2 separate regions of the Homo sapiens genome follow, and region 2 is linked to region 1. The links are chromatin contacts, found by Hi-C or POLR2A ChIA-PET in ENCODE. All regions are on one chromosome and are shown on one strand. The core of a region is the stretch at or near the end of the contact, and the rest is flanking DNA. Distances in the headings are between cores, read along the strand shown.

The links. A loop is a pair of places that touch in the nucleus more often than their neighbours do. ChIA-PET counts read pairs that join two places held with the same protein, here RNA polymerase II (POLR2A). Pooled maps may share reads with other maps.
Region 2: a map of gastrocnemius medialis shows a loop between it and region 1 (4-fold over the local background). The contact joins two enhancer-like sites. A Hi-C loop is called at or near these places in 9 of 168 maps with a recorded cell type or tissue (CD14-positive monocyte, Caco-2, HepG2 and 5 more) and 6 of 50 pooled maps. POLR2A ChIA-PET finds 5 or more read pairs at or near these places in 9 of 52 experiments (A673, Caco-2, H1 and 5 more).

What each region holds. Positions count from the first base shown.
Region 1 is chr10:29,615,826-29,621,211 of GRCh38, forward strand. The region is part of intron 1 of SVIL (supervillin); the gene reads right to left. Among named protein-coding and RNA genes, the nearest start is that of MIR938, 16 kb to the left of the region's middle. RefSeq lists enhancers at 2,251-2,881, 2,882-3,511, 5,264-5,386. Within about 2 kb of position 2,971, at least 21 of the 41 ENCODE cell types and tissues checked have a DNase peak (open chromatin) inside an H3K27ac peak, as active enhancers do; they include tibial artery, where a contact is called at or near this core.
Region 2 is chr10:29,738,489-29,743,874 of GRCh38, forward strand. No RefSeq gene overlaps it. Among named protein-coding and RNA genes, the nearest start is that of SVIL, 110 kb to the left of the region's middle. Within about 2 kb of position 2,328, at least 4 of the 41 ENCODE cell types and tissues checked have a DNase peak (open chromatin) inside an H3K27ac peak, as active enhancers do; they include tibial artery, where a contact is called at or near this core.

The DNA.
Region 1 (5,386 bases), core at 1,721-4,220:
TTAGAGATATCTGCCTCTTTGAAATATACTATTTTCAGAATAATTCAGAGTTTGCCATAAACTCCCACACTGACTTCCTCACATTTATTTCAGCCAAGCAAATTTAAACAGAAGTTGATGCTTTTCCTACACAATTTGCAATGACATGGCATGATACCCCATATCTAAATAATATGCTTATACAGATGACCAAATTTAGTTTTTGTTTAAATCTTTATCAATTCAAGGTTATTTCAGCACATAGGTGGGTGGCTTATTAAACCTTTACTATTTGAGAAATTGCATTTCCTTTTTATTTTCCTCCTGGGTTCAAGCGATTCTCGTGCCTCAGCATCCCAAGTAGCTGGGACTACAGGTGTGTGCCACCTTGCCCAGCTAATTTTTGTATTTTAGTAGAGGCAGGGTTTCACCATGTTGCACGGGCTGGTCTTAAACTCCTGAACTCAGGCAATCCACCCACTTCGGCCTCCCAAAGTGTTAGGATCACAGGCATAAGCCATCGCACCCAGCCTGTATTTCCATTTTTAAGACAAAAGCGTGTAAACTCGTTCTGAGGTTCGGGCAATTGTGATATATAATACATGCAAGTTAGTCCAAAATCAAGTAAAATATACAATAAACTGACATACAAGACAGATTCCAATAAACAAAATGTCACACTGAAAACACAGTAATCTGATATTAGGATTTATTGTACTGCACTGATATTTTTTATGTAAAGCATGAAGCAGGGTCTGGAATATACCATTTCAAAATATGCCACTCTGGCATAAGGATTATTCTGAGTTGAAGGCAACGGAGGATCTCTGCGCCCACTTTTTCTGCCTAAAAGCCAGGCATAAACTTCCCTTTGTTCAGGTGTCTCCCACTCCTGTACCAGGAAGGGGAAGTGCAACTCTTTTTTATTTTGTTTGAGATGGAGTCTGGCTCTGTCACACCCATGCTGGAGTGCAGTGGCGTGATCTCTGCTCACTGCAACCTCTGCCTCCCAAGTTCAAGTAGTTCTCCTGCCTCAGCCTCTTGGGTAGCTGGGACTATAGGCCCACGCCACGAAGCATGGCTAATTTTTATATTTTTAGTAGAGACAGGGTTTCGCCATGTTGGCCAAGCTAGTCTTGAACTCCCAACCTCAGGTGAACCACCCACCTCAGCCTCCCAAAGTGCTGGGATTACAGGCATGAGACACCGCACCTGGCTGAAGTGCAACTCTTAACACCAGAGATGGAGATGAGTCTGCACAAACAAACCTCACTAAAATAACGCTTATCTTCCCCTAGTTTCCCCCGTGTATTTCCCAGTTGCTTCCGCACAATTGTTCATCCCTTGAAGCCCAAAGCTCTTTTCCTTTATGAAGAAAGGTATATAAGCTCCCAAGTCTGATCTGTTGAGTGTTACTTCTTTTCTGTGAACTCCCATACATATAAATTATTAATAACATTTGTATTCTTTTCTGCTGTGAACCTGACTTTTGTCAGTTACATTTGCAGGCCCCTGGTCATTGCACAAGAGAGGATAAAGAAAGAGTTTTTCTTCCCTGACAAGAGCATCGTACTTGTATTTCTAATGTATTTCTCTATTTTGTATTTTGTACTAAAAATACAAAAAATTAGCCAGGCGTGGTGGTGCGCACCTGTAGTCCCAGCTACTTGGGAGGCTGAGGCAGGAGAATCGCTTGAACCCGGAAGGCAGAGGTTGCGGTGAGCCGAGATCGTGCCACTGCACTCCAGCCTGGGCGAAAAAGGAAAACTAATCTAAAAAAAAAAAAAGAAAGAAAGAAAAAAAAAGAGAAATTCTGTCTACTTAAGAAAATCTCCACCAAGGATGCAGATGTAAACTACTTTTTGGAGATTCATTGGAAGCATCCTTACGAGGTGACAGTGACTATGAGCTTTTGGTGGACACTCCAAAATATACAGTCTACTTGCTGGTGGACTCCAAGTTTTCAATAGAGATTACACTTTTCTCAAATTAGTTTCAGTGTGGCTCTCTATGGAACAATAGAAATAATAAAGCCGGCCAATGCAGGCCAAATTTGACAGCAAATGGAGATAACTGATTTAAAAGACAGATGCCTGAAAGAACAGTCCACAGTCTGGCCAAGACGTTAAGAGGTTTTCAAGTCCTAAAGTACCAGCCATCATTACATTATCATGGGCCATATGAAAACATCCTGCAGCCTCTAATCCATGATAAAGTGATGGGACGTGCACAGAGACTGTTGTAAGGAGCTCGCTGACACAGGCAGGAGACCACTGTGTAAGGAGCTTGCTGACGCAGGCAGCAGAGCACTGTTCTCCTGGGGAGGCGGGCTAATCCTGTCCTCTTGAGGAGGGAGGGTGTTTAAATGCATTTGATTTTAGTGAAAGCTCTAGAAAGCGCCAAAAATCCAACAGCTGCACACAGTTCCGATTAGGAACCATGACCTCAACTCGTAATTTTTGGGAAAGGAGGATTTATTGTATTGTTTGTCAAATTCAAGTTTTATTTTATGTCCATAAAGCTGTGGAAAGGAAAACACCGTCTTTTCTGACTACAACAGGCTGTTTGCAGCTCCCTGACAATATGACACCCTGCTGAAGAAGCACAGCCTCTGGGGCTTCAGGTAGGATTTTTCTGGATTACTGGTTGCACAAAGCAAAAGTCAAAGCATGTTCAGACCCCAGCCTTCCTAAGCTCTGCTTCTCACACAGACCCACCATGCCTGGCCCAGCCTGGACGCTCTTGACCACCTTCAAAGCCCAAATGCCTTCTTTTCACTCATGTGTGACGACTATCTAGTTACAAGGATACAAGCAGTCCCCAGAGAATTTACTGGGTCTTTTCAGAGGCAATAGGCTCTGCCCCAAACCCTGGACTACTCCTTTCCTTCCAGGTTACAAATAAGCTCTTGCAGCAGATTTTTTTTTTTTTTTGAGACAAGGTGTCGCTTTGTCATCCAGGCTGGAGTGCGGTGGCGCAATCAGAGCTCACTGTAGCCTCAAACTCCTGGACTCAGGGAATTCCCGCCCCCTCAGCCTCCTGAGTAGCTGGGACTACGGGCATAGGCCACCGTAGACAGCTAATTTTCAGCAAACACCTTAACACAGAGAGCCAGTGTGGCCACCAAGTGCTCCACTGCCCCTTAAACAGGTAGGAAGGGGATTTTGGGCTAAAAGTGGCAACTCAAGATCCAGGTAGCTTTGTCTAAAGTAGCCCAGTAACAATCGAACCCCTGAACGGAAAGATAATCAAACACAGAACAAACCATGGCCATGGCCAGAGGCGCTAGAATTTAAACTGGAAGCCGTGAAAATTCTTTGAATTTCTTAGAGGACTGACAGAAGTCATTATGCGCAAAAAAAATTGTATTCCCCCAGTCATCCACGTTTACATTTTATGAGATACTTTGTTTGCTGAAGAATACACGTTTTAGGAGATTTTCAGTCCCAGAGAAGAAATATTTTCAAATGGATTGTGACTCCCTGCGGATGCGTATGTGAGGAAAACCAGGGATGTGAAGGTCAGGATTTTGTGCAAACTTTAATGACTCTTCTGCCAAAATGATTTTGTTCAGTTAAAACTAAAACTAACCAGACGTATGACACATATTTACAGTCAGGGTCAAGAGTGTTTACTCTTCAGCAGTTAGCTTTGAAAACAAAAGAGCTTTGACCACAGATGGACTGAAGGGAACCAAAGCTGGAATGGAGAGCTCCCTGGAAGTGTAAGAGCCAAACTCACAGCCCTGCTTTCCAAAGCCCACCACTTCCAGGAGTCGGCCATGAATTCAGATGATGAGCTTCGTGGCAATATCTATTTTTAAAGGCCAGCACACACATACAATATGATATGGTTTCCCTGAGAAAGCCACAACTGCCAAATAATTACCACATTTCTAATTTTAAATTTGAGTTAACAAACACCAAAGCATAAGCTGAGGGTTGATTTTAATTTTTGCTCTACTAAAATCAAACTCGATTGTCATGTACTCATTTTCTCCTCATTACAAACTACATTTTAAAAAATATTATGACAAACTACATTTTTAAAAAGATTATTGCAAACTACATTTTTTTTAAATGTGGATTTTTTTGGATGTTACGCATACATAGGTACACATACATGTATAATACATACATACACAAAGATAACAGAGAAGAAAAAATGACCAATCCTAAGAAGAAATAACAGCTTCTTTCCACAAGGTATCATGAAGCCTAGAAATCAGAATTCATGTTTCAAATTATAATAATTTTTAAAGTTTTTTTAGTATTAGCAATATTAAGAAAGCCATCAGAACCGTGTAAATGGAGACATATTATGTATATACTATGCATGTTTTAAAAATTATCATTGCACACATTAAAATCAGTCAAACTTACAGATATCCATAGCCATGTTGTTATGTCTTGAAGATGAAAGGGGAGAAACAGAAAGAGAATAAGAGAAAAGAGAATATAGGAAGAGATGAAGAGGAAAGAGGAGAGGAAAAGAGAAGGAAAAGGAAGGAAAAGAAAAGAAAGAAAAGAAGGGAAAAGAGAGGAAGGGAAAGGGGGAGAGAGAGCAAAAGGAAAGAGGTGGGAGAGAAAGGAGAGGACTCCCCTTATAGTGTCCCTAAATATTCACCCACCCTCTGACAAACCAAATAAGGGCAGGTGGCAACTCGGATAGTCAACTGTGCGGTTATTTTAAAAACGTTCATTCAGTGCAACAGCTGAGCTGAATTGTTTTTGATATATAGTCACCTAATCCAATTCAACTTGTGTATTCATCTACTCTTGATGCTAGGGTTAAGCAGGGGAAGTGAGGTATTATCCCTGCTTTTTATTTTTATTTTTTTGAGACGGAGTCTCACCCAGGCTGGAGTACAATGGCACGATCTCAGCTCACTGCAAACTCCACCTCCCGGGTTCAAATGATTCTCCTGCCTCAGCCTCCTGAGTAGCTGGGACTACAGGCGCCCACTACCACACCAAGCTATTTTTTGTATTTTTAGCAGAGATGGGGTTTCACCATGTTGGCCAGGCCGGTCTCAAACTCCTGACCTCGTGATCCACCCACCTCAGCCTCCCAAAGTGCTGGGATTACAGGTGTGAGCCACCACGCCCGGGCTATCCCTGACTTTTTAAATAAACTTTTTAAATTTGATTTTTTATTCTTAAAATTTTTTTTTTTTTTTTGTAGATATGGCGTCTCACTATATTTCCCAGGCTGGTCTCGAACTCTTGGCCTCAAGCAATTCTCCCACCTTGGCCTCCCAAAGTGCTGGGATTACAGGTGCACGCCCCACCCATCCTTGCCTTTGTATTCTGTGTATTTAATAATACATCACTACCTCCATGTAAGAATCAGGTAAATCTTGTACTTCTGAAAAATCACTCAAATTGTAGTTGAAAAGAAATGCAAT
Region 2 (5,386 bases), core at 1,078-3,577, 120 kb after region 1:
CTACTCCATCTCATGCCCTCCACGACAAGCTGACCTGTGGACTCACACATTGTCAAGTGCTGTGAAGGGAAGCTGGGAGGATTGAAAATGCAGTAAGGAAACAGCCCTCTCAACTCGATTTGTGGTCACAGCAGTAGCAGCGACACTCCAGTGTGGAAAAGAATATAGGGGATCTATCAGGAATTTGAGACCCTTTACCAGCAAACATTTCAGAACCGGCCTCTTAGCCTTTGTTAGCGATTCAATCCAGAGTCACCCTTGCCCAGTCTGCCCTCTGCCTACTCCCCATGTCATTGTCATCCCCCATGGGCTCCATAATTAGAGACTGTGGTGAATAAATATGCCTAAGACGCCTCATTCCGCCTGCCATCTATGGGAGCTCTGACACATTTACAGCTGGGGTAGACAGGAAGGATGTGAGGATGAGGACTTCGATGCTGACCCCACACTACCTAGAGACATCTGAAAAAAGTCATCTTCCACAAATTGGTCATTGCCCCAAATTAAGCGCACTTACTGATCCTACTTTGTAACTTTTCTTTGTGGCTTCATCCAACCCTTGATTTATTCTTTTTTTTTTTTTTTTTTTTTTCGAGACAGGATTTCACCATGTTAGCCAGGCTGGTCTCGAACTCCTGGCCTCAAGTAATCCGCCCGCCTTGGCCTCCCCAAGTGCTGGGATTATAGGCATGAGCCACTGTGCCCAGCTGAACCCTTGACTTCTTAACACCAAGCCAGGCCCTCCCCAAGCTCCAGATCCAGTGGCTGCTGGATCACCACAGACACTCCAAGCACAGTAATGTGTGGCCATAATTGAACTCTTCCCCACACTTTGTTTTCCCTGTATTACCCATCTGAGTGGATGGCACCAGCTCCACCATAGTCGTGCCTGCTAGAAACCCGGGCATCATCTGAGAGAAGACCCTCTGCCACACCCTTTACACCTCACCAGCTTCAATTGGTTTCATACAGCGTCCCTGATGCCTCCCAGAGGCCTCCTTCTTTCCCACTCCCACCACTATTGCCTCAGTCCAGGCCCTTCTACTATTTCCCCTCTGGCTTTTGACGCCAGCCTCCTGATCCCTGCTCCAGCCTGGCTTCTGAGCCAGCATCCCCCACACCATATCTTCAGTGATCTTTCAAAAACAGAAACCTGATGACCCTGCAGGCCTTCTTAAACTCTCTCAATGGATTCCCTGGATGTTCCAGGAGAAATACGCAAGCTCCGTGGCCCATCTCTGGCTATGGCCTCATCTGCACCCTTCACTCCAACCATAGGGACCACTTGTGCCCAATGCCCTGCATATTCAAGAGGTTCCATGCTCTCTGAACACACTTGCTTGGTCTAGAGAGAAGGTGTCACCTCCTTTCCAGCCTCCTCCAGGAGTCACCAACTTCAAGAAGCCTGCCTGCTTCTTTCTGAACTAAGGACCCCCTTCTGCTCCCACAGCACCCAATTAAGTTGCAGTCATAGCCATCAAATGTTGGACTGTAATCACCAGGTCACTTCTCTGTGTCCTTCATTAACCTGTGAGTTGGGGGAGGGCAAAGGTCTTACCCATTTTTGCAAGTTTGAAGTCTAGATTAAACTTGATGCTCCAAAAAAATTATGTGTGTGTGTGTGTTTGCTTTAATGAATGAATGAATTCTTAGAAAGTCAGAGGATTTGTTCAAACATAGCTTTTGTTGCAAATACCTTATTTGGGGCAATCCTCACTTCCTTGATAATACTTGTGAACATTCTCCCTTAAGTCACCTCCTAGTGAAAATATAGTTTCATCTTTTAGAATCCCTAATTAGCTTCTATGCCTTCTAAATATTCTGGGTTCCTTACACAGAGCTTTTCAAACTGTGGGTCCTGGAATCAATTTTGTGGATAAAGACCAGCTTTATTATTATTACTTTTTGATAAAACAGAAGTAGAAGTAAAAACACGAAAGTACATCCTACATAGTAAGAAAAAGCATTGAACCCAGGTATGGTGGCTCACGCCTGTAGCCTTAGCTACTGAGGCCAAGGCGAGAGACCGGGAGTTAGAAACCAGCCTGGGCAACATAGCGAGACCCTGGCTCCAAAAAAAAGGAAGTATTGTTTTCATGAAATCTTTTGTTTCAGTTCACTGTATTTATGAGTTGTATGTATTTATTGTATTTATGTGTGTGCAGGGTTGTTGTGTTGTCAAATGTATTCCTCCCTGTGGGTCACAGTTAAAAAGCTGAAGTGACAACTGCCTGAGGCAGTGCTGGAGCTGTGCTCACCAGAGAGCCCAGATTTATGGAGCTCTTGGAGAGGGGTACAGTTAAGCAAAGCTTGGAGAGTGAAACACAGTGCTCCCTCTGCAAACAGTAGGTGCTCTGTAAAGGCTTGTATGGCCTGGAGGTGGGTAAAAATGTACAAGTTGGGTGTGGGAAGTCCCCTTGGCTGGAGTCTATTGGGGAGTAGGCAGAAATGATGCTAGTGACACAGAGAAGGGAAGAGAGACTGGTTTGCTGCTAGATGCAGCCGTTGTTCTCCAAGGTTCCCAAACAAAGGCAAGAGGTACAGGGACGTGGGATTTCCTAATCCAGTTTTCAGCACGAATCTTCCAAGATTAAAAGTCTGTTATGAAGCTAACCTTCACTGAAATAAAAGTACTGCTTTCTCTGTGTTAAGAGTCGGAGATCTAAGAAGCCCAGGGCGGCCTGCAGCACTCAAAACAATGTGTTCTGTTAACCAGCAGAGCTTTCTAATCTCTGATAGTCCGCTAGTCTGGAAGGCCTATTGAGAGGGGCAGAGATGAGATAGGGTTATATAACAAAGAAAAATAACAAGCAGTCCTTAGAAAACTATAACCTTGATAGTTATGCCAAGTATTTCCATCCATATTAAAAGCCTTTAACCAAGGAACCTAGATCCAGCCCACAAATATTTAGAAGGGAAGGTTCTCACTCCCTAGTCTAAAGTTTAGAATCTGTAAAAGAAGGTTGCCATGTAAATAAAGAATACATATTATTGCTCCTCATTTGTTGTTGTTGCTTTAGTTATTCTGGTCTGGGCAGATTAGAAAAATTGAAACTTGGGCCAGGGGAATGTGGACTTAAAAAAAAATTTTTTTTTTTAAAGGGAGACAAATAGCGTGGGCCAGAGACAGCCAAAATTATAATAAAAAAAAATTCTGGAAGACAGCTTCTCTATTCTCCTACTTTTAAAAAGAAATACACTTAGCCATGAATATTATTATGGAATTATATTTTGAATTTGGAAGATGGACAAAATCTGAAAGAAATCAGACTGTGACAAGCATGAATTTTAACAAAACTTTAAAATGGGTTCCAGATTATTCAACTTCTTTAGTTTTCGGGATGGGAAATAAACAGGATGCTTTGGCAAAAAAAAAAAAGTGGTTTTGAAAAATTTCTGGAGGCTGAAATATTCTTATTCTTTGATATTATTTCTAATATCAGCCATGTTTCAGCCATTGAAACTAAACTAGATGGGTGTCAGTTGAATTTCTTTTTCTAAATACAGAGAAGACTTTTTAACTATTACTATACTTTAAATATAGTTTGACCACACCAAAACTCCTGCTGAAATTTGATCTCCAATGTGGCAGTGTTGAGAGGGAGATCCTAGTGGGAGATGTCTGGATGATGGGGGCAGATCCCTCATGAATAATAGACTCCCATAAGTTTGAGTTCTCACTCTCACTGGAATGCATTCATTCCCAAGAGAGCTGGTTGTTAAAAAAGAGTCCAGCTTCCTTGGTTTCTCTCTGTTGCTTCTTCTCTCACCATGTCATCTTTTTGCACACATCCACTCCTCTTCTACTTTCTGCCAGGTGTGGAAGCAGCCCAAAACCCTCACCAGATGCAGCTGCATAATCTTGGACTTGACAGCCATCAAAATCATGGGCCAAGTAAACCTCTTTTCTTTATAAATTAGCCAGTCTAAGGTATTCTGTTAAACTAACACAAAATGGACTAAAACAGCTATATTTCTTTTTTTGTTCTTTTTTTTTTCTTTTTCTTTTTTTTTTTTTTGAGACAGAGTTTTGCTCTTGCTGCCCAGGCTGGAGTGCAATGGCATGATCTTGGCTCACCGCAACCTCTGCCTCCCAGGTTCAAGTGATTCTCCTGCCTCAGCCTCCCAAGTAGCTGGAAGTACAGGTTCCTGCCACCATGCTCAGCTAATTTTTGTGTTTTTAGTAGAGATGGGATATCACCATGTTGGCCAGGCTGGTCTTCAACTCCTGACCTCAGGTGATCCACCCACTTTGGCTTCCTAAAGTGCTGGGATTACAGGCGTGAGTCACTGCACCCAGCCTGATTTCTAATTGTATAATTAATAAACGCTTCTTTAATATCTTAAAAATTCACAAGAGTTTGGGTAGTAAGAGGAATACATAAACAAAGGTTTTAATTAAAATTAACAGTATAGGTGGGGCAGAACTAATTTAGCAGGAGTTGCTCCTCCTTTTCAAAGCAGCTGTCATAGCTAGAGGTCATGTAGTTATTTCTTTATGCTGCTGCCTCTTCGGGCACTATCAACTATCTTTTGGCTATTAAAATTAATGGCAAACCTTTGTCCTCTGAGGGAAATGACTGAATGTGGATCAGAGTCAGCTACATTGGGGAACAATGCCATCTTTGGCCAAAGGGGTTGTAAAAAGCATACCACAAGTCACAGAAGGCTCTTTTAGGCCCTCATGGTAAGAGATGGCCAAAAATCCATGAAAAGGGATTTATCAGCTTAACCCAACAATACGTAGCATTCATTAGGATGCGACATCTCCCTGCACCAGTACATTGCTTTTCTTTCAGAGTTAGAGTCTTGCTCTGTCACCCAGGCTGGAGTGCAGTGATGCAATCATAGCTCACTGCAGCCTCGAACTCCTGGGCTTAAGCAACCCTCCCACCTCAGCCTCCCAAGTAGCTGGGACTGCAGGCGTACACCACCATGCTCAGCTAATTTTTGTAGCGACAGTCTCACTATATTTCCCAAGCTGGTCTTGAATTCCTGGCCTCAAGCAATTCTTCCACCTTGGCCTCCCAAAGTGCTGGGATTACAGGCTTGAGCCATCATGCCCAGCCCACTTGGCTTTTGCCTGCTCTCTACCTCACCTGCCACTCCCTCCTTCCAGCCTCCTGTTGGCTGTCATTTCTTTTCTAGTTGAGCACCGTAGTTTATCTGCTTCTCCATCCTCCAAGGGTTACAGAGCCAGCCAGCTTGGGTTCAAAGCTGTGTCACTTTGGGCCAGTTATTTAATCTATAATATCTATTGATCAGTTACAAACTGGGGATTATAATAGTACCCCGTTCTAAGGACAGCTGTGAAGAACTTCCGATAATATCTTAAACATAGCAAGTGGTTAATAAATACTGACTTTTCTTAGTTATTGTAAATTAA